Regions from separate parts of the Mus musculus genome. Here region 1 is linked to region 2. A link is a loop called in an ENCODE intact Hi-C map of the cell type or tissue named here. Cell type or tissue: heart. All regions are shown on one strand. Links, peaks and the distances in the headings refer to the core of each region. The heading gives the core; the rest is flanking DNA. Region 1 has its middle 17 kb from the start of Gm41928. Region 2 has its middle 22 kb from the start of Vps4b.

Region 1 (12,023 bases), core at 1,699-9,698, 310 kb before region 2:
GTGTTGAGAGAAAGAAAAAGAGAGAGAGAGAAAGAAAGAAAGAAAGGAAACTATATTTATGCTGAAAGGAAGTTTGACTGTTGGGCTTGGGGCTACCAACAAGACTTTAAATATGTAAGCCAGAAATCTTATACAATGTACATGGGGAAATAATCTTTTTGTTGTTGAAAATAAATCAATACACTCTCCTGGAATTCTAGCTTTTTTTCTAGCTTGCTTATTCTTCCAATCCTTTGTACACATAATTTATCTTAAATGTCTCGTTGTTGTTGTTGTTGTTTTGTTGGTTTCTTTGTTGTTGCTTTTTGAGACAGGGTTTCTCTGTATAGCCCTGGCTGTCCTGGAACTCAGTTTGTAGACCAGACTGGCCTAGAACTCAGTTTGTAGACCAGGCTGGCCTCGAACTCAGAAATCCGCCTGCCTCTGCCTCCTGAGTACTGGAATTAAAGGTGTGCGCCGCCACGCCAAGCTTAAATGTCTCTTTTAACATGTAATATCTAGGTGTGAATGTATATTCCAGGTGTGGCCTAGCAGTAAGCCTCTATTACTATGACTGTGGATTATACTCTCATTGCTATGATGGTTTGGATTGTGATTGTCAATCCATTACCAAATCTGTTCTTCCCTGTATATTCCTTCAATATTAATTTTTAAAGACATAAATGTGGGCTGGGAGCATAGCTTAGTTGGCAGATCACTTCCCGAGCATAGGTGAGGCCCTGGGTTTGATCCGTAGCCCAGGAACTGGGAATGGTAGTGCATAAAGTCTATAATTCCAGGACTCAGGAGGGAGGCAGGGAATCAGAAGCTCAAGGTCATTTTTAGCCATATAGCAAGTCCAAGGCCAGCCTCAGATGTATGAAACTCTGTCTTAAAATGACAACACAAAGCCAGAAATGTTACAAAGCACCATGAATGAATGCATGGTATTCATGACTCAAATAAAGGAGGAAGAATGATGTCATTGGTTTGCTTATTCTGATTTGACTCTCCCTTTCTATTATTTATTGATCCATATAGATTCTAGGCCTTATTCCAAGTCACTGATGTCAAAAAATTTAAACTGACCAGGGCCAAAGACAAATGTCTCCACAAGTTGACACTGAGCCATTGGCTTTGAATAGAGCTATTAAACCACCTATGAATTGCTGCAATGCAGGTCCTTCAAAATGTGTTGGACTATTGCTCTAGTGATGAGATTTACTCTAAAGGAAAGAAAAATAGTTCTAAGTCTAATAAAGATACAAGTAATAAATAGCATTACTTATCAATTAAACTTTTTTCATAGTAATATTATTAATTAAATTTATTAACAGTAAGCAATACTTTAAGACAAATACTAACTCATGCCCAGTGAGTCACTTAGAGTGTAGGATACTGCAGATGTGTGTCTGGTGTGTACTGATCATCTTGTAATGTCTTAGAACCCCCCTCAAGTAAACCCCAGACTCTCTCTATTACGCACTGTATGCTTCCAACCAGATCCACTGCTGTATAAACAAAGGGACTTTTCAAAGTGTTCTGCTTTGATCAGAGCCACAGTGGTTCCATCCATTTTAACTCCTTAGTTAGACCTAGGAAGCCAGGAAGTGGGAGACTGCAAACCAATGAGTCAGGAGACCCCAGTTCTTGATGTGCCCAGAACATGATGCAGACCAAAAGACAAGGACAGAGTCACACTGGCTCAGAGGCTGAGCTCGTTCACCAGGGAGGATCCAGTATGAAACCAAGTGTGCAGGTCAGGATGAGTGGCTGAGGTGATCCCCGCACAGAAACAAAAGTCCACATCCAAGTCTGGTGGCATCCAACAGCTGCTAATGGCCGTGTGCTGCTGGGTGAGTAGCCTGTTCCCAGCAGTTCATTGGTTTAGGTGCTTCTTTCTCTCTTCAAGCATTTTGTTGTTGTTGTTGTTGCATGATTTAACACAGGAATTTGAGCTTCCTTCCCCTTTTCTGTCACATTGGTTCTCTGTCTTGATACATTTCTGTGGTTGTACCTCTTGCATGTTCTGTAAACACCTTATTTGCCATACCTATTAGCATGCTTCCATTGGGAAGTGATTGTATTATCTTGAAAGGCACTTCAATGCTGCACTGATGGTCCAGTGTGTAGGAGCTCTGGCTGCTCTTCCAGAGGTCCCGATTTCCATTCTCAGCACCTATATGGTGGACCACAACTGTATGAGGCCCTCTTCTGATGTGCAGATGTTCATGCACACAAAATATTCATACATAATCGAGTTTGGGGCTGGAGAGATGGCTCAGTGATTAAGAGCATGGGTGTTCTTCCAAATGACCCACGTTTGACTCCCAGCACCCATGTGGAAGCTCCCAATTGTTTTGTGCCCTCTTCTGGCCTCTTTGGGCACCAGGCATACACATGATGCACAGACATACATGCAGGCAAACACTCATACACATAAAATAAATGTTTTTAAAAATTCTTTTTAAAAGCACTTCAGCAAGCTGGATTTTATCTTAACATGCAAGGGAATTTGGAATTGATAGACACTGTTGGACCTCAGTGGGAGGAGAGGCCCTTGGGCCTGAAGGTGTTCGATGCCCCAGTGTAGAGGAATGCCAGGGTGGGAAGATGGGAGTGGATGGGTGGGGGAGCACCCTCATAAAGGCAGGGGGAGGGGGAATGGGATAGAGGGTTTCTGAAGGGGAGACCTGGAAAGGAGAAAACATTTGAAATGTAAATAAAGAAAATATTCAATTTAAAAGAAAAGAAAGAAAAAGAAGAAAGAAAAAGAAATTGACAGACACTTGTAGTGGCTCCTTTTCTGTACATTGAAGAAGTGCTTCTGTAGGTCAAAGCACCTCTAATTAGCAGGTTCTAAGTCATAGATTTAGTCTTCATAAATCATGGCTAATGCAATCAGCAAACACCTCGTTCTGAAGGGTCTCAGGAAGCACGGGGTTTGACCAGTGGCTGGAATCATAACTATGATTCCGGCACCGTGGTGAGCATTACAGTATGATTTAAGGTTGGCATTTAGTAAATTAAATGAGATCATTTTATAACTACTAATCGTAGGAGAAGGCTGACTCATGTGTGTCCCATATGACACAAAAGTAGGTCTAAGGTAGCTCGGAGAGTGCTTTCTGTTGCCCTTGACGTCACTTATTCATCACCTACTAATAATTGCTTAGAATATTCTGGAAACTGGCACAACTAACACCCCTGGCTTAATTCACTTCCCATAATTACTTAGTCTTAGAGTAATTCACAGCCAAGTACCAAAACCTAAATGGCTTCAAATGTGTTAGTTACAAATTAGTGGGAATCAGCATCATCCAAAGAGTTTCGCAGGCTTAGGAATCGTCTAGAGTCAAGCTAGAGAGAGTACAAGTGCAAGCTGGCAGATGGCTCTGTGGTTAAGTTGCTCGGTGCCAAAACCTGATGGCCCAAGTTTGATCCAAGGCCCCACACAGGCAAAGGAGAGAATCAACTCCTTTAAATTATCTTATGACTTCTACCCGTATATCATAACCCTTGAACATACATGGGAATACTAATGCACACAAAATGCATATTTTTAAACATTAAAAAATTAAGTATGACTGGGAAGTCCATATCTATTGTACTACATCTTCTCTTATAAATGGAGAGGCAAAAAAAAAAAAAAAACTGGCAATGAGTATATGGGACGGTGGCAAAGTTTGTCCAGTGTCGGTCATGTTTTGGCAGGTAAGGGCTAAAAGAACAGATAATGTTTACTGTTTGTTTTGAATCTTTCATCCCTTATCATGTCATTACTGTGTGAATTAGATGTGTCTTATCCATGGGTATATGGTATGAGAACAGCAGGTTTGGAGCCAGATCCTAGAGCTTGTGTCTTGGTGGTTGCAGGCTAAGTAGTGACAGTTTGTGGACAGCCTCTTGGCTCTGTGATACCACATAAACCGAGATAGCACTAAGCACTATAGCAAATCACCAGCGTCAGGACCTTAGGCTCACACAGATGCTCTTGATTTATCCTGTAATAACTTAATCACATGATTTATAGACACCATCTCCTGTTGGAACAAGCTTAGAAAAATATGCTTCTGATGTGCTGTGAAATAGAGATTTTAAAAATTCAAATGACTTATAAGAAAATATATTTTATCTTAGGAATAATGATAGACTGACTACCTCAGATCTTAGGGCCTCTATAAACTCGTAGTTCAGGGTTTCCCCTGCACCCCAGCCCTCTCCACTGCACAGCTCATCATCTCCTTCAGAACTACAAATCTGAATGTCCAGGTGCCTGAATAGATAGCAAATGGGATATGAGTAGTGGCGGGTGGGTACACATGAGAAAGGAGCTATAAAAGATGATTCATTAACATAGGAAGGCCCCTAAAGCTAAAATATATTGAAGCTGGGTACCACCTTTCCAAAACACAAATCCAGGCCCCTGGTTTGACTAAGGATTCATTGAAGAATTTCCTGTGCTAAGGGGATCCTAATGTTCTGTCCTGTCACGGCCCCTCAGAGTTGACTCACATACCCGCTCCCCATTCCCATGTAGGCTCTGCAAGGTACGCAATCTGTTCTTACTGATCCCCAATAACCTTTTTTTCCTCTCCCCCTGCACCTCACCCTCTTTAAGTCCTAGGGCTTCTGTTCTCTTGGCCCAGCCCATATTTACTTCAAGAACCCCCCTGCCAGGTAATGAGACAATAAAAGCCAGCTTGGGCCAGAGTCAGAAAGTCTAGAAACCTTGAAATATAACAGAGGCCAGTGCCTGACACTGGAAAGTCAGTGCTGGTCTCTAGCAAGTGGACACCTGGAACAAAAGAGACATTCTGAGAAGCCCTCTGCCTGGGCTGGGCATCGCTCATGATGGACACACTGAAAGAAGTGGAAAACCCCGATCTGGCCACTGCAGATCCCATGGCTTCTGCTGTTAGGTCTTCACAGGCCAGGAGGATAAGAAAGGCCAGGACCCAGCAACCCAATAAAGACAGTGGCCAGAGGGCCACTGAAAGACAGGACAGGGTGGACTTGCAGCCAACAATCCTTTAAACCCGTCTGTGCTGAGTTCCCACTGGACAGTTCTCTTTTTAAAATATTTTTTATTCTAATATAATGATATTATTTCTCCTCTTCCCTTTCTTACTCCTAACTCTAAATTCATGACTCCCCCCTTTTTAACTATTGGTGTGTGTGTTTGTGTGTATGCACATGTGCATATACGTGTGCATGTGTGCGTGTGCCTGTGTGTGTTCCTAAATGTAGAAATACAACCTTCCCAATCTGTATAATGTTAGTTACATATGTTTTTAGGGCTGACCGTGTTGTATTGGATAAAGAATGACTGTGTTGCTCCCTGAGGACCAGCATTTCTTTCACTCCCAGCATTCCTTAGTTCCCTGTAGCTTTTATCTAGACCTCACGAGCTTTCTCCCTCCACTGTACAGTTCTTAAGGACACAGGGGATGATGGAGCACTAAAGGCTGTGGAGGAACTTCTCCAGCTGACAGCCCAGTAAGAATCATTCTCGGGCACATGCCATCCTTTCGGAACCTGAGGTCTAGCTGTGTCCTAGGGATTGTGTCCTGGGTTGGTGGTCAAGGACCCTGTGGACCTCCAGGGGAACTCGGGTTCTTTGAAGAGATCCCTAAGGGACTTGGGGAAGTTTAGAGAGCAGGGGATCTTCCAGAGACCAGGAGAGCTTCCTGGCATGGGAGCCGGCCTGGACTTTGCTGCTTTCTTTCCTGATGGTTCTCTCTGTATGGTCCAGTTCAGGGTAAATTCACAAGGAAGCCCTTCAGTTCTCACCACTCTCTCTCCTCCAGAATTTTCACAGGTGAAAGTTTCCTGCGGCGTGGCATTCACTCTTTGTCTCGCTTGGATTGGAAATAGTGAAGCTAGAGGTTCCATCTTATACTGTATTTGCTAAAGTGCTTCCTCCAGGGCATATGAAGAACACTTGGTGTTGATCGCAACAAATGAAAGAGATGTACACACACACACACACACACACACACACACACACACACGTTCTCTGCCTTCTTTCTTCTTGGCTCTCTGCTCCTCCTTCTCTTCTCTCCCTCTCCTCTCCTCCCCCTCCCCCCACCCCCAACTCCTTACTGGATATCAGGCACAGTGCTTAGCTGACAGTCTTTGTTCCATTTTGATGCATCCAGAAAGGCTCTCAGGGAAATGCCTACCAGGTGGAAGAATGCATTTTGCAGATGGTGGACAGAAACCATGTTGTAGTTTTCTGGAGGAGGTGAAATTGTACTCTGCATTTCTCTGTGGGATGAGAACTCTGTAATTTAGGATTTGCCTAATTGGTGTTTAGGGTTTCCAGGGATTCTTGCTCTCCTGATAGTTCTGGCTATGTTGGGGGAGATTCACTTTCAATGGCTTGAAACATCTGTGTCTTAATGAGATGACTCAGGACTAGCAGGGAGAGAGGTCAGTCCAGGAGCCCTGTTTCCCCTTACCCAGTAAAGTGGATCGGTAAGAAACTGAAGGAGCGTGCTGTGCTGTCCGGAGCTCCCAGCCCAGATTTGCAGGTCTGGCTTTTGTCCATGCTTGCCTCAAGGTCAGCTCTGAGAGGTTGGTAGCCAGAGAACAGGTGCCACTGAAAATGGTTACATCCTTGTGTCTGTGTCCCCTCAGCAGCTGCAGGCTGCACTGGGGGCAGAAGCTGTAGCCCTGCTCCTTCAGGGATTCTAGATGGTTGCAAACACAGCCAAACCAAACTGCTTCATGAGAACTTGCTGTCTCCTTCTTCTCATTCCTGTCTCTATTCTGTCCATTTGTTCCTTTGTTCTCAGAACAGAAAAGGACCAGAAATCCTGCCCATTTTGTATCTAGCAGAGCAAATATGTTGGTATGTGGAAATGGAGTACCCACTGTTTTAGACTTGTAAAGTCACAAGGATAATTGCTTTCGGGTGGGGCAGGAGCAAACTAGGAGATAGTCCCTTTTCTCCCAGGCCTGCACTAGAATTGAATCCGTCATACTTTCCCAAACCACTTATAGTTGGCATCTGGTAGAAATGAGCAGCCTCTGTATGTACATTACACACCCATTCCTCAGATGAATCAATCGCACATACTAGACACACATCACCCATATGTTCCACACAAACACAGATTCCACATTTTACATACAGCGGAAGTACTATAGGACAAGAGTACATCAGATTTTGCTACCACATAGTAGAGGATTTTACATGGATTGGAGCCTACTTCTGTGTGTGTGTGTGTGTGTGTGTGTGTTTGTGAGTGCACGTTATGTATGATGTGTTTGATGTGTGGCATACATGGTGTGGTATGGTAGGTATGGCATGGGGTAGTGTATGTACTGGGTGGTATGTGTGTATATGTAAAATGCAGAATATCTGGGTAACGTGTAATGTGTGTCTGGTATGTGTGATTGATGTATCTGAGGTATGGGTATGTAATGTACATGTAGCATGTACATGGTATGGAATGGTATGGTGTGATGTGTGCATATGTGATGTCTGTGGTATGGTATGCATAGTGTAGTATGTATATGTGATGTGGTATGTATGATATGTATGGTGCATGGTATAGTATGGTATGTTCTCTGTTTGTGGTGTGTTGATGCTCTTGGCCTTTGTTTGTAATGTGTGTAGTGTGTATGTGTGATGTGGCTGGCATATGTATATAAAGTGTATGGTGTATATGTGATGTGTCTGACATATGTATAATGTGTGTGTGTGTGTCTCTGTGTGTCTGTGTGTATGTTTGTGTGTGTGATGTGATGTGTCTGGCATATGTGTGCATGGTGGACATGTAGGGAGCAGGGGCTGTGGCCAGGATGAGAGTGTTGTAGAGGAGCAACTCCCTTATCAAAAGAGGATGACAGACAGTCTGCATCCTGCTTGCCTCTCCCTACAAGAGATGCTTACATCTGTCAGTGCTGTTTGCTCTTCAGATCTCTGGGCAGCACTACAAGCTGACCTTTATAAACAATGAAACTGACATGAGGCTAGAGTCTCAGCTTGCTTGCACTAGTGCAGTCAAGTGCCACAAAATGGATGACTCCGCTAGCAGACATCCCTCTCCTTGTCATTCTAGAAGCTAGAAATCAAGCTGCAACAGAGCTGTGTCCTCCTCAGTCCTCTGGAGAGGAGCCTTCTTGCCTTATTCCTGACTTGTGATTGTGCCATTTCTGTTCTCAGCATGCTTCAGCTTGAGGCTGCATCTCCTAGATGTCTGTCTCTGTCCCAACATGCTTTGTATTTTCTTATCTACAGTTCCTGATTCCCATGAAAAAGAGATAAATGGGAGGGTAGGGGCTGAGGAGTCGAGGATGTCTCAGAGATGGTGTCTTCATCAGGAGTCCAATGTGTGTGTATAGAGATGAATATGGATGCCTATGGAAAGGGAGTATCAGAGTGTGATTACAGGCAGTTGTGGGCTTCCCAATGTGAGTGCTGGGAACTGAACTCAGGAACAATAGGTATAATAGATCAATAGCATAATAGCATAATGATAGCACAATAGATCACTGGTCACAGTTATTATAATAATGCAGAAATGGGAAGTGCTACAGGAAAGTGACAGAGATGCAAAGTGATTACATCACAGTCCATAGATGTGTTCAGTTATGCTACATCCTTCCATTGGTACCAGGTACAGAATCTTCCCAGCATAGTAGACTAAGGTACACCTGTGCCTCTACCTCTCATTCTCTACCTCTCATGGCATAATCAACCACCTCCCAACTCCATCCCATTAGGGCTACTGGGGTTTAACATACAAATCTGAATTCATATTTGTGCTGGGAACTGAATGCAGATCTTTTAGACAAGCACAAAGTGCTCTTGATCACTTAACAATCTTTCCAGCCCTCGGCTAAGTATTTTAAACAAACAAACAAACAAGCAAACAAACGAACAAAAGATTTGATATGTAAGATAGTTATAGAAGTGTCCACAAGGCTAAAGAAGCAATAGAACAGGAAGTGGAAAGAATAGTTATTTGAGAAGAGAAGGAGAAAGAGACTGCAGCAGGAAACCATGTGTGGGCAATATGGCAGCAGAGACATCTGTGGGTGCTTCCCTCACCCAGAGCCCTCAGGACACAGGAAAAAAGGAACAGTCTGGGACAGGATCCTTCTAGTTTCCATCTGTACCCCTGAGCTGACCCTGTGCCACAGCTCTCCATACCCAAATTCCTCCCTGAGAGAACTGGTCTCCCAGTAGTGCTGACACGCAGGCTTGCAGGAGGGACAAGACACAGTCAGAGAGAGCAAGACCAGCTAACAGATGATAACAGATAACAGCAAGACCAGAGATAACCAGATGGTGAGAGGCAAGGGCAAGAACATAAGCAACAGAAACCAAGATTTCATCAGAACCCAGTTCTCCCACCACAGCAAGCCCTGGATACTCCAGCACACTGGAAAAGCAAGACTCTGATTTAAAATCACATCGCATGATCTATCGTCATAGAGGACTTTAAGAAGGACAAAAATAACTCCCTTAAAGAAATACAGGAAAACACAGGTAAACAGATAGAAACGAGAAAACACAAAAATCTCTTAAAGAATTGCAGTAAAACACAACCAAACAGGTGAAGGAATTGAATAAAACCATCCAGCATCTAAAAGTGGAAAGAGAAACAATAAAGAAATCACAAAAGGAGACAAGCCTGGAGATAAAAAACCTAGGAAAGAGATTAGGAGTCATAGATGCAAGCATCACCAATAGATAACAAGAGATAGAAGAGAGAATCTCAGGTGCAAAAGATGCCATAGAAAACATTGACACAAAAGTCAAAGAAAATGCAAAATGCAAAAAGCTCCTAACCCAAAACATACAGGAAATCCAGGACACAGTGAGAAGACCAAACCTAAGGATAATAGGTATAGAAGAGAGTGAAGATTCCCAACTTAAAAGGGCCAGTGAATATCTTCAACAAAATTATAGAAGAAAACTTCCCTAATCTAAAGAAAGAGATGCCCATGAACATACAAGAAGCCTACAGAAATCCAAATAGATTGGATCAGAAAAGCAATTTTTCCTGTCACATAATAATCAAAACACCAACTGTACAAAACAAAGAAAGAATATTAAATGCAGTAAGGGAAAAGGGTCAACATATAAAAGTAGACCTATCTGAATTACACCAGACTTTTCACCAGAGACTATGAAAGCCAGAAGATCCTGGACAGATGTCATACAGACCCTAAGAGAACACAAATGTCAGCCCAGGCTACTATACCCAGCAAAACTCTCAATTACCATAGATGGAGAAACCAATATATTACATGACAAAACAAAATTTACATAATACTTTTCCACAAATCCACCCCTACAAAGGATAATCGATGGAAAACTGCAGCACAAGGGGGGGGGAGGGAAAACACACCCTAGAAAAAGCAAGCAAGTAATCTTCTTTCAACAAACCCAACATAAGATAGCCACAGAAACATAATTCCACCTCTAACAACAAAAATAATAGGAAGCAGCAATCACTATTCCTTAATATCTCTTATTTTCAACTGAGGAAATTTGAATGGCTGAGAAGCACCTAAAGAAACGTTCAACATCATTAGTCATCAGGGAAATGCAAGTCAAAAATACCCTGAGATTCCACCTTACACCAGCCAAAATGGCTAAGATAAAAAACTCAGGTGACAGCAGATGCTGGCGAGGATGTGGAGAAATAGGAACACTCCTCCATTGCTGGTGGGATTGTAAGCTGGTACAACCACTCTGGAAATCAGTCTAGGGGGGTCCTCAGAAAATTGGACATAGTACTACCTGAGGACCCTGCTATACCACTACTGGGCATATACCCAGAAGATGTTCCAACTTGTAATAAGGACACATGCTCCACTATGTTCATAACAGCCATATTTATAGCAGCCAGAAGCTGGAAAGAATCCACATATCCCTCAAGGGAATGGATACAGAAAATGTGGTCCACTTAAACAATGAACTCAACTATTAAAAACAATGACTTCATGAAATTCACAGGCCAATAGATGGAACTAGAAAATATCACCCTGAGTGAGGTAACTCAGTCACAAAAGAACACATATGGTATGTACTCACTGATAAGTGGTATTAGGCAAAGAACATGTAATACCCAAGATACAGTTCACAGATGACATGAAGCTCAAGAGGAAGGAAGACCAAAGAGTGGATGTTTCAGTCCTACTTAGAAGGGGGAATCAAAATAATCAAGGGAAGTAGAGGAAAAGAAGAAATGTCCTAAGATTATTTTTAGTTCTTTTATGTGTTTTTTCCTTAATAGAAAAGAATATCAGGATGTTTTTGTTTGCTTAAGATAGGAGCATGATACTTTAAAGGAGACATATGCTGTCCATATATGTCTGCTTCCAACACTTGAAGAGTAGAACAGTTGTTAAATAAGCCTCGAGTCCTGTTTAGTATCTATGACCAGCCGTTTCCCTTTGAACAGACACCTGAACCCTCGTTTTGATGTCCTGGAGTTACACCCTTGACTGATCTCTTTATAGGCCAGTCTCACTGAGCATTCACTGTGAGCAAGCTGAGCCCTGAAATGAGTGCTTCACTGTGAATTCCTGCAGGGGGCGCAGATGGACTGAAAGCGAGGCATCCTGCAGTGGGCAGTGTGAAGTCAAGTTCCTCTTCCAACAGTGTCATGGTTTCAACTTTGGTAGCTTCCCTCTCCCGCTGTGGATATAATTTCCACTTCACATATTGTGTCACCCAGACTGAGTGTACTTTCAGTCATGATACTAACTTCAGTGAAGGGCATGTATGTATGCTGAATGTAAGGTCTGAGTTGCTGGCAGAGACCCTTCTCTTAGTAAGAAATTTATGAGCACAGAGATTTGTTCCTCTATCGAGACACTGCTGACTTACATGTCCCCAAGCAACTGGCAGGTCAATTAGAGGACCTTGTATGTTTAGTTCAGCACCTGACTTTTAACAAATCACCAGCTATCTTTATTAAATAAAGTATGTGTATTAGCTACTAGAAGCAGCTAATCATGTGATCCAGACACAGTGAATGGTTATTAGGGGTGCTGCATTCTGGGTTAATCTATCT
Region 2 (12,023 bases), core at 2,610-10,609:
GCAAATAGACATACGTGATTAAAAACAAAAATAAAATCATAGAAAACAAATAGGTTTGGACATATTTTTGATGGAAAATTCCAAACCAACAATCCTAAGATTGTTTAAAGCTGATGTTTTAGAGTACTTTAAGGAAAGGGTTTTAACTTAGTAAGGCATTTAATACTCCTGTTCCTATGATAGCTGTATTAGGTTGAAATTTATATCAAAACATATGGCATGGAATTCTATTAAATATATTTTATTTTTGTGTGTATGCATGCATACTGTGTGTGTGCATGTTGTGTGTGTGTGCATATGTATGTGTGTGTGCGCAAGTACATGCTTCTGCTCTTGTAGGAGTCAGGTTTCCACTTCCACTGTGGGTCCCAGTGGTCAATCTCAGGCAGGCACAGTGCTCACACCCATGTAACCTATGAGCAACTATTCCAGGCCAAGGAGAATACTCAGTGTGGAAAGGATTCCAAGAACACACATTGGAGGTGGTAACACAGCTACTGCTGAGCCAATGATATTTTTCAAATAGTTAGCTAACCAGTGCTGGTTGAGATGCTGATGGGTGCACTGCAGACTTTGATATCCAACAGATTCACAGGGAAATCAAACATGGACTTGTTGTTCTGAAAATCTGCATTACAGCAGAAAAGATCAAGCAGAAAGCAGCCTTTGTGTCCCCAAATGACTGAAAATACAGTGGATGCTTTAAGGGGTTAAAAACAAGTGGTGAGAAATGCCTGGACTCAGTGATTACAGAAAATGCTGGGCCTGAACTGTGTCTGCTGCAGAAACTGGATACAATGAAGGAATTTACTTGTTCATATAAAGACACTCAGTGCTACCAAGGAGAGCCTTCTTTTCCTATTATTCAAATTGCAATGACAAAATGGAAGTTCTGAAAGCCCAAATGTTTATTCATAATCTTGGCCAAAGTCCACGTTGGAGAACTAAGAGTAAGTTAAAAATTAAAAAAAAAAAAAAAAACTACCGCCAATTCAATTATTTAATTTCACTGTATTAGAGTGCAAGTTGCCAAATGATCTCATTACCAAATTATATCCTAAGGTCATCCTGGGAAAATAAGCTATCTAATGCCAAGCAAACTATCCCCAAGGGTAATTCCTGGGCAATGATATATTTGAGAGTTGCAAGGTGGCTGTGTTTTTTCATAGGAAAGAAATCACTCCTGCTCCTGGTACTCTTTGATGTTACAGCTTACCTAAGCTAGAGCAGGAAAGCATTAGCACAAAGAGTATCACAGAAGACTCATCCAGTGACCTGTAAATGACAGCAGATAGGAGTCAGAAAAGCAACATTACAATAGGTTTTATAAAGAGAAACTTAGGTCTATAAAATTACATGGGGGCCAGGGAGATGGCTTGGCCAATAATGTGCTTACTTGAATTTAGATCCCTAATGGTGACATAAAACTCTAGGTGTGGTTCTGTGTGCTGAGGATGCAGACAGGAGGGTCCCTTGAGTTTCCTGGTCAGCTACTCTTGCTGAGTTGGCAAGCTTCAGGTTCAGAGAAAGACTCTCAGAAACATGGAAAACAATAGAGAAGTCACCTGGTATTGACTTCTGGTCTCTATATCATGATCCCATGCTCCTGTTCATTCACATGTAACACACACAGACACACACACACACACAGACACACACACAGACACACACACACAGACACTCACACACACACAGAGACATACACACACAGACAGACACACACACACAGACACACACACACACACACACAGACACACATACACACACAGACACACACAGACACACAGACACACACAGACATACACAAAGACACACACACACACACACACACACACACACACACACACAGGCTTCTAGAGTTAACCACAAACTTTTTCTATATATTACTCTGACAAGGCATCCATAGTTATTAAACACACAGCCAGGCCACATTATTCACAAAGGCATAAAAGCACAGCAGTGCTCAGTTCTCATGTTTGTGGGCCTATCTTTTAAATGGTGGGGCTTTTTAGAAGCAAAAGGTTCAAGTTGCCTCTTAAAGGAGAAAGTATACTATCCCTACTAAGGGAAGAACTACCCCAGCACAAAGCAGTTTTTCTGTGCCAGGAACAAGTAAGAAACACTAGAAAATGGATATCATAAGAGCTCCCAAAATGGCAGATCTAGGTCAAGAGATATACTTTGGAGGGGCATGGAGACATTAGCTTATTCATAAGCCAGATCTCTTCAAAGACCACAGAGTGTAAAGTATCATGTAATTGATCCAAGCAGCCAACATGTCAATCAAGAGATGTATACTGGGTTGATTATTACGTGAGAGCCATGTAACCCTCCAAGCTCCTTCTAAATTTCTCAAACAAAAAAGAGGGGCATTGTACACAGATCATGTAACCCATGGGCATTATAATACAATTACATCTTAGAAATAATGGTGATGTGATTTTATATGCTATGCCTGCTCACTGTGGAGTGGAGGACATGGCTATCTCTAGGCTTAGAATTCTCAAGTTCTAGGTTTGAATCCAGACTTCAGTTAGACAGCTCAAAGCCTTTCTTAGAGCATTAGAAGGGGTCTGCTTGGAAGGACACACCACCTCGAAACTCAGCTGCAATGTGAAAACTCAGTTTTCTTTTGGCCTCAGCAAGAGCAGAATCTTCCCTCCTGTTGAGAAGGCAGCTCAGGATTTGGTTCCTCTGAGTAGCCAGCCCATCCCTGCACGAGTCACTGGACCACTGCTCACTCTTGTCACACACTATTGCACAATGCTGGCTTCTTTCAATAGGAATGGGTTACGAACTCTGAGAACAGGACTAGTGCGTGGATATGGAGGTTTTAGGGAAAGTGATAAGACAAGATTCTTAGAAAGGTTCACCCACTTGCAAGTGTCAACAGGAAATTCTAGTTCCCAAACCAGCGAGTGAACTGTGCTTGATGAGGGGTAAATCACTTAGCTAGAAGTCAGCCCCAGAAGCAAACCCCGCTGGCAAAATATGGAAGCTTTACAATTTTCAGAGAATTGTGCTGTTAACTGGGAGACCAAGAGATGGCACACACATGCGTGCTATTCTGTTTTACTAAAAGAAAGAGGAAACATCCAACAGAATCCACAGTGCGGTAAAAATGCAGAAGCCCAGAGCATTAAGACCCTGCTCTGCAGGGATCACGATGACAAAGAGGAACCTAAACTATGACAGAAGAAAGTCCTGAGCTGAAGAAGCCCCATTCAGTCAGCAGCATAGCTCTAGCTCAGAGCCTGTGGGAACTGACCTAAAGACCCGTGGGACCCATGGGTGTTACATGTCGGAAATAACTGCAAGGTCTAACTGCAATACACCACAAAGGCATCGTTCCATGTACCTGAGTAAAATAAAGCTTGTCTTAGTCAGGGTTTCTATTCCTGCACAAACATCATGACCAAGAAGCAAGTTGGGGAGGAAAGGGTTTATTCGGCTTACACTTCCATACTGCTGTTCATCACCAAGGAAGTCAGGACTGGAACTCAAGCAGGTCAGGAAGCAGGAGCTGATGCAGAGGCCATGGAGGGATGTTCATTACTGGCTTGCTTCCCCTGGCTTGCTCAGCCTGCTCTCTTATAGACCCAAGACTACCAGCCCAGAGATGGTCCCACCCACAGGGGCCTTTCCCCCTTGATCACTAATTGAGAAAATGCCTTACAGTTGTATCTCATGGAGGCATTTCCTCAACTGAAGCTCCTTTCTCTGTGATAACTCCAGATGGGTCAAGTTGACACAAAACTAGCCAGTACAAAGCTCTTCCAACAGAGGCCAGGAGTAAGTCTCCCTAAACTTTTATGCTCAACAGTCTCTATCAGAGAAGGTTCTATGCTGTGGTAGACACACTGATGTGCTGGTTCTCAGCCTGTGGGTCCCGACCCCCCAGGGGTTCTCATAGCAGGCAGCATGCATATCAGAATTTTACATGACGATCCGTAGCAGTAGGAACATTACAGTTACGAAGCACTAATGAAATGATATGATGGGTGGGGGTCCCCACAACCAGAGGGACGGTATTAAAGGGTCACAACATTAGGAAGGTTGAGAATCACTGCCCTAGGCCCATAGCTGTAAAGTTGTTTTCATTTTTCTGTTAGGAACAAAATGCTATTTCTTGCTATTAAGTGTTTCAAAGAGGTAAAAGTAATGGTGGAACGTCCCCACCCCCATTCACTGAGCATCCATTACAGCCACAAACCCAACCAACTGCCTCTCATCTTTGCAGCAACCTTATAAAGCAGGAATCACTGATCTTGTTTTAAGATAAGAGTAAATTTGAAAGCACTGAAGTGAGACTGTCCTTGGGTCTCACTTCGAAATCACCAAGACTTTCATTCCTATTCTGTTCCCCAGGAGTCAAGCATAAACGCCAAAACACATCTCCACCATGCACAATGGTCTCGAGTACCGTAATTACGTTTGGCTTTGAGGGACCGATTTAAAATACCAAGCCATTTTAGAGATAGGTAGCGTGGTAAGGAAAACATAGACACGAGAGGCTAAACAACAGCCGGGTGTGGTGGGATGGGATGCATCTGTAGTTTCAGAGGCTCTCATGAGCCCTGGGGCTCAGGGACTCAGCTCGCGGAGTGCAGGTGCAGGGCGTGTGCAGATTCTCCCTGAAGACCTTTCAAGGATGTTAGTGTTGCTTTTGTTTTGTCCCCCTTCACTCAGTTCAGAAGTTCATCTCTGCTGGGAACACCCTTGCTAAGGTTCACAGGGAGAAGAAAAGCCAGAGTGGTGCGCTGGACAGTGAGTGTGAGAATAGAGGTCCGTGCTCGGTCTGTTTTCCTCCACAATAGCAGAAGCTGCTGTGCGCAGCAGGCAGGAGTACAAGAAGCCACTGGGAGCAGCTTGTCATGAGTGTGAGACCCATCTCTCCGTCCGCTCCATGCAGACTTGCATCTGGCATAGAGGGTGGGGCCGTACTCATCTCTGTTGCTTTATCGATCCTAGAAGAACTCACTTGTGCATGTGGAGATAAATGAAGTTGTAGTGGCTTTGTAAGTTTCCTAACGCTGTTATTTTGAAATAGGTCTGTGATTGGTTGAAAATAACTTAAAATAACTTTTATTTTCCTTTTGTGTGTGTGTGTGTGTGTTCTGCTTCCATGTTATGTCTGCATTACAAGCAAGCAGTGCCTACAGATGGCCGAGGACTGTGGCAGATCCCTGAAGCTGGACTTAAAGACTGTGAGCCATATGTGGGTGCTGAGAATTAAACTCTGGTTATCTGGAAGAGCAGCCGGTGCTCTTAATCACTGAGCCATCTCTGCAGACTCAAAAGAACTGATAGATAGATGGATAGATAGATAGATAGATAGATAGATACTTGGTCAAGTGCACTAATGCTTAAAAGAGAAGTGTCATGAATGCTTGATTTCTGCTTTTCTAAACTTCCCTTCCTTAGTCAAGGGGACAAACAGTTCAGTATCCCAGGACTGCTGCAAACGGAAGAGACATTCTCTTAGAGCCCTGGAGGGTGGAAGTCTGCTGTCAAGACATCAACTTGGCCAAACACTCTCTGAGGGCACATAACCTCTTCTCTATCCCGATGCCCACCCACAACCCCTGATATATCTGACTCTCTCACCACCATACCCCATGAGGGAGTCTCTGTGCCAAGTCCCCCCAGTTTGTTATAAGAACAGCAGGGCAAGAACTCTAAGTAATAACAAGTTATCAAAGGAAACAAATCTATGACCTAAATATTTCAAGACGGTTCCCAAAAGAACCAGAATCTGGGAACAATTAACTTCATAACAGTAACTGCTATTGAGACCATTAACTATATTAGGGCATTAAATATTGACTACCAAGTCTTCCCTTGTTATAAATATTTTATACAAATGACAGGGTGAAGCTCCTTTATAAATAATAGCAACAGGAAAATTTGTAATTTTATTCATTAGTGTCTGCAGATCAGAAGGAGGCGCCCAAATTATTTTTAAAAATTATTGTTCAAAAAATATTACAGAAAAAAGTAAAATCTCTTAAATATTGATTTTCACTCTCATGACTTACAAGCTTATGAAAAGTTTCCCAACATTGGGTTCATCTATAAGCTTTAGAGAAATGCATTCTCTCATTCACCACGAACTACCTTCATTTTCTCAGTTTCGCTCACTTATCTGTCAATGAACAATCTCAAATTGGTTCAAAACAGAATTCATAGTCCAAACAGTGCCAATTGGCTGCTTTCAGTTTCAGACAAGTGTGGTACTCGTGACATCTACTGGCGACATTTAGAAACTACAACTTTATTTTCTTTCTTTCTTTTTTTTTTTTAAAGATTATTTATTTATTATATGTGTATACACTCTAGCTGTCTTCAGATACTCCAGAAGAGGGCATCAGATTTTTGTTATGGATGGTTGTGAGCCACCATGTGGTTGCTGGGATTTGAACTCAGGACCTTTGGAAGAGCAGTCAGTGCTCTTAACCGCTGAGCCATCTCACCAGCCCCAAAACTACAACTTTCTATTAAGTTGTGGTTCCTTGAAAATTGTCGAGGTATAGTGGAATATGCCTTTAACGCCATCATTTAGCATGTAGAGGCAGGTGGATCTCCAAGTTTGAGTCCAGCCTGATCTGCAAAATAAGGTCTAGGACACCCAGAGCCACACAGAGGAACACTATCTCAAAAAACCAAAAGGGAAAGAAAAATAAAAAAATTGTCAGAGTTAGTAATAGCAGGGCAGAAATTCAAGGTGGAAAACAAGCTGGGAAGTCTTGCCCATAGCACTTTGGGTGGTATTAGAAACTGAGCAACATTGTTCCATAGACAAAAGCATGAACAATGAGCATAATTTAAAACTAAAAATTTTCTAAAGGCCACATATTTTTTATTATTTATTTATTTTTTTTTTTGATTTTTCGAGACAGGGTTTTTCTGTACAGCCCTGGCTGTCCTGGAACTCACTTTGTAGACCAGGCTGGCCTCGAACTCAGAAATCCGCCTGTCTCTGCCTCCCGAGTGCTGGGATTAAAGGCATGAGCCACCATGCCTGGAAAGACCACATATTTTTAAAAAGTAAAACCAAGCAGCTGGTAGTGTAGCTCAGAGGTAGGACTTTTGCAGAGCATTTGTAAGGCTCTTGGTTGCATCCCAGCACTGCCAAAAGAACAAACCAAGTGAGACAAACTAATTCCAATGATATTCACCCAATTTCACCTAATGTTACCAGAGCATTATCGTCCCAACATTGTGTCACAATAAGAAGAGAGAAGTTATTTACACTCTTAGGCTGTAGAGACTTCTCCACATGGCCCATCTCAGTGAAGACTAGCCACATCCAGGTGGTCAGTAGTCCCTGGGGCTAGCAGCCACCATATTGGACAGTGTAGAACTTAGCATAGCAAGGGCAGGGTGCAAGGCATACCCCATTCATAGGTTTACAACTTACCATCCACATTTCACATTGGTCCAAAGTCAAGCTAGAAATGGCCCACCATCCATTGATACACTGGCTTCCGAGAACCTAAAGTTTGATGTATCATTGTTGGTGGAGCGAGAGTTCAATCATGGATCTGGAAGGTGTGTGACGTTACCTACTCAGAGTCTTAAGCAGTCAAGCTTCTGTTTTCTCTTGTTTTTATGATGCTTGGACTACTACACAGTGCCTCCTGCATTCTGCAGAGGAGCTCTGTTGCTGAGCTACATCCCAGACATTCACGTTCTGGGCCAGTCATTGCATTTGTGGAAACTGAAGCATGTGATCACGAGTAAAACCATGGCTTTGGGAATCAGGTACCTGTCTGCTGGATGGGCCTACATTTCTCTTTCCAAAGCCTCCCCATGGTTGCAGCCAGCAGCCACAGCCTTTGCATAAATGAAATAAAGTATATAGTGGATTAAAATAAATATAATGAAGCTAGTTATGTTTCTTATTGATCTTGAAGATCTTTTTCTCTCAAGGCCTTTTGTTGAGTCTAATTAAAAGAAACTGTAGGAATTATTTTTGTCTACTAACCCGGACGTAGACTTTAACTAAGTTGGAAGTTACACATGCAGGAGACTTCCAGCTATGGTTGTTCAATATGCTCTTGTCATATTTGGAAAAGTAGTTGCACGCATCCACCTGTAAAAGGGCTTCTTTTTTAACAGTATGCCATCCACATAGAATGAATATCGTACCACTTCCGAAGACTTATTTGACTTATAATGTGTGGGCACAGAGACCCGAGGCTCCTTCTGGAGTTGAGCTGGTGTTATAGGTAAACTGCTCACACTCTCCCTTCCCCTACCCTACTCCTCCCTTCATGACATCCCTCAACCCATGGAGATGCTGAAACTTGGGTCTTCTGTTAGAGAAGCACACACTCTTAAATGTTGAGCCATCTCTTCAGCCTTGCCACCTTCAAAGTAAAGCTTTTAGGTAATTGCTTTTGGCTTTTCCTAGTCTTCTCAGGGTCGCCTGAGTTGTGTGGCTTCCTTCTCTCTACCTCTCCTCTTCTCTGAGTGTCTTTCATCACATTTGACCAGTTGCCATAGAACTTTCATGTGTCCAAATGACATGCTCTGTTTCTGCCTGTGGGTAATTAAATTCCAGCCATCACTTACTTCAGCAGTCCTCAACCTGTGGGTAGTAATATCCGCATATCAGATATTTACATTAGAATTCATAACAGTAGCAGAATTGCAGTTATGAAGTAGCTACAAAAATAATTTTATGGTTGGGGGTTACCACAATATGAGGAACTATATTACAGGTCACAGCATGAGCAAGGTTGAGAACTGCTGAGCTACTCACTGTTCATTCTGGATGGGAAGGATTTGGCTATTTTCCTTCCCAGCCTGCCTCTTCCACGTTCTCACCCTTCCTCCTGTCCCGCAGGCCTGCTCCTTCCATGTGCTTACACAAATGCATGCATCTTCTGGTCCTACTACTCTCCTATGATAAACTGCAACCATCTGCTTTCTTGGTTTATGACTGGACTGATGAGTGCTAAAAGAACTATAAATTAGGTGAGATAGGCAAGGAGTTAAAGGAATTATACATTAGGGAGTTTGTAGGTGCCTTTTCAAGCAAGCCACAGAATGCCAATAGCCAGTAAAGCTACTCTACCAAATTTCATCATAGACTTTCATGCCAGGTTACCATCGCTCCACACTTACGAGGGTAACTTTTATTTTATTTATTTTTTTAGAATTTCATACAAGAATGCCATATTTATATAATTTCCACACCTCCCTTCTCTCTTCTATTCCCCACCCCCTTTAAAGTTCATGACCTCTTCCTCAATTATTGTTTTACACACACATACAGACAGTCCATTCTGAGTGTTCACAGAGAGCTAGAGCTGCTCAGAATGAAGACGGGAGCATGGGGGAGAGGAACGGTCAGGGCCAGGGTATTGCATCTAGAATGCTTGGGAGGCAGAACTGGAAGGCACAGGAGCTGAACCCAGCTGGGAGATGGAGGATTCAGGGCAAAACAAGACTTACCTTCTGTCCTGTGGATGGTTTGTATTGCAAGCCTAAAATGATTTCTATTCTTTTTTTTCCCATGTATTCAATTAAGGGAATTGAGGTTGAAAACCTGCGTGGTTACAATTATTTGCTTTCATTATTGAGTAGTAAATGTTCTTTCAACTTTGAATAAATGCCTAGACACTCGACAATACAATAAAAACACACAGTACCTTACAGGAACTTCACTCTCCCCCAGTTCCCAGTCTTGATTGTCTGTTGGGCCAACCTGAGTAATTTCTCTGAAAGTGCTGTCAGAATGAGATAGCAATTATGTCACTCATTGGCAATAAACAGCTAGGGAGCCATCACCGAGAGGAAGTTTAAAAGAGTCTCCTGGGAATTACGTTGTTCTGCTTTAGTTCTGTGAGATGTAAATGGATCTCTAAAAATGTGTGCTTATGTGCTTTTTCTCTCTTATTGCAACATAAAATGTATCCCTGAGGTAAGGCCCATGCCATGATGACAGATTCAAGTATTCACAATTTATTCCTCAGGGTTAGGATTCAGTAACTTAGAGTGGCCAAGGACCTGAAATATCAACTATTTTTAAGTGTCCCATAATTCTTCCCCTTTTTTTCCCCAAAGTATGAGTCTCTCAAGATTTACCAAAGATAGAGTGTGGGCGCTGTGTAACAGAGAGGCATTCATTCTTGGAGACTGGCCTACTGAGATGCTCATGTAGGGGCCTGTTAGGGTTGCCATTTTGGAAACAAACTCTACTTGGAACTATGCCCAGTCCCTGGGCAGAGAACCTGTCCAATTCCATTTGCATTACGCAGCCAAATGTCTTGTCTGGTGAGGAAATCAATGAACTTCTTAGATATTTATGGGGCTAGGTTTGACTGGGTAAAGAGGAACGACAGCCTAGAAAAAGAGGTGCAAACCCTCACTGGTATTTATTAGGAAAAAACACCTTTTGGTAATGTAAAAATTCTAAATTATGGAATATTTCAATGATATTTAAAAATGATTATATATAGCAAACTAAAATTCCTATGATTATTCATCAACTAAATGAGAAGACATATTTTCTTACCCCCATATTAAAATACATATAAATAAAAAATGATTTGAACTCCCTTTTAAAAAGATTTATTTTTATTTATGTGTATATGTTTGTGTTTGTGTGTAGGTATGTACACTGTAGGTGTTCATGGCAGCCAGAAGACTGTGTCAGATCCCTTGGAGCTGGAGTTACAGGTGATTGGATGCTTCTTACTGTGGGTGCTGGTAACCAAACTGAGGTTGTCTAGGAGAGCAGTAATCACTCCTGGCCCTGAAGTCCTCTCTCCAGACCATATTTTCTATTCTAAGCAAATATAAATCAGTACTATGGATGTGTGAAAATAAATTTCAAAATAGTGACTACAGTGGTTTGAAAAGGCTTGGCTCATAGGAAGTGGCACTGTTGGGAGGTATGGTCTTGTTGGAGGTAGTGTCATTATCAGGGTAGGCTTTGAGATCCTCCTAGCTGACAGTCTTCTAGATGTAGAACTCTTAGCTCCTTTTCCACTGCCATGCCTGCCTGGATGCTCCCATGATTTTGCCTTGATGATAATGGACTGAACCTCTGAACCTATAAGCTATCCCCAATGAAATGTTTTCCTTTATAAGAGTTGCCTTGGTCATGGTGTCTGTTCACAGCAATGGGCAGCCTAACTAAGACAGCTATGTTGAAATCAATGAAGACCTGTGGCCTATTAATAATGTGATTATGGAGTGCTGGAGAGATGACTCAGCGGTTAAGAGCACTGACTGCTCTTCCCAAGGTCCTGAGTTCAAATCCCAGCAACCACATGTTGGCTCACGATCACCCGTAATGAGATCTGATGCCCTTTTCTGGTGTGTTTGAAGAGAGCTACAATGTACTTAAAATAAAAATAAGCCTTAAAAAAATTATGTGATTGTGGCTTCAACTGTACAGTGAGAGTTGCTGCCCTAATGTTTCTGAAAGGGCATTTGAGAGTTCATTTATCTGCAGGGAACTGTGAATTCAAGGAGCTTCACTATGTACTCTATTGATGATATACTCGACAATAGTAACTGACTGATAGGCAGGACCAGAACCAGACCAGTGAAAAACAAGCTGTGAAGTCTTTCTGCTTGGATCTGGAAGATGGCAGTCTGTGATTTCTGATAATGAGTGCTGTGACGTGTGATCGAGGGTGATGGTGCGGGATGCACACCCTCTTTGAAAAAGTGGCTAATGACCTATTATTGTGATGAGTTTTATTTTTTATTTTTATTTTTTATTATTAGGTATTTTCCTCGTTTACATTTTCAATGCTATCCCAAAGGTCCCCCATACCCACCCGCCCCAATCCCCTACCCACCCACTCCCCCTTTTTGGCCCTGGCGTTCCCCTGTACTGGGGCATATAAAGTTTGCAAGTCCAATGGGCCTCTCTTTGCAGTGATGGCCGACTAGGCCATCTTTTGATACATATGCAGCTAGAGTCAAGAGCTCAGGGGTACTGGTTAGTTCATAATGTTGTTCCACCTATAGGGTTGCAGATCCCTTTAGCTCCTTGAGTA

The links. Peaks named below come from ENCODE experiments on the same cell type or tissue, not always from the same donor. Only the 100,000 strongest peaks of a DNase experiment are listed, where the experiment ranks them.
Region 1: it touches region 2 in a loop (2.8-fold over the local background); 8 of 42 quality-filtered maps call a loop at or near these places.

The regions. Positions count from the first base shown.
Region 1 is chr1:106,500,235-106,512,257 of GRCm38, forward strand. No RefSeq gene overlaps it. Among named protein-coding and RNA genes, the nearest start is that of Gm41928, 17 kb to the right of the region's middle. In heart, for the core only: no CTCF peak of the experiment used is centred there; no DNase peak of the experiment used is centred there.
Region 2 is chr1:106,812,328-106,824,350 of GRCm38, forward strand. No RefSeq gene overlaps it. Among named protein-coding and RNA genes, the nearest start is that of Vps4b, 22 kb to the left of the region's middle. In heart, for the core only: a CTCF peak has its summit at 6,233 (motif pointing left); no DNase peak of the experiment used is centred there.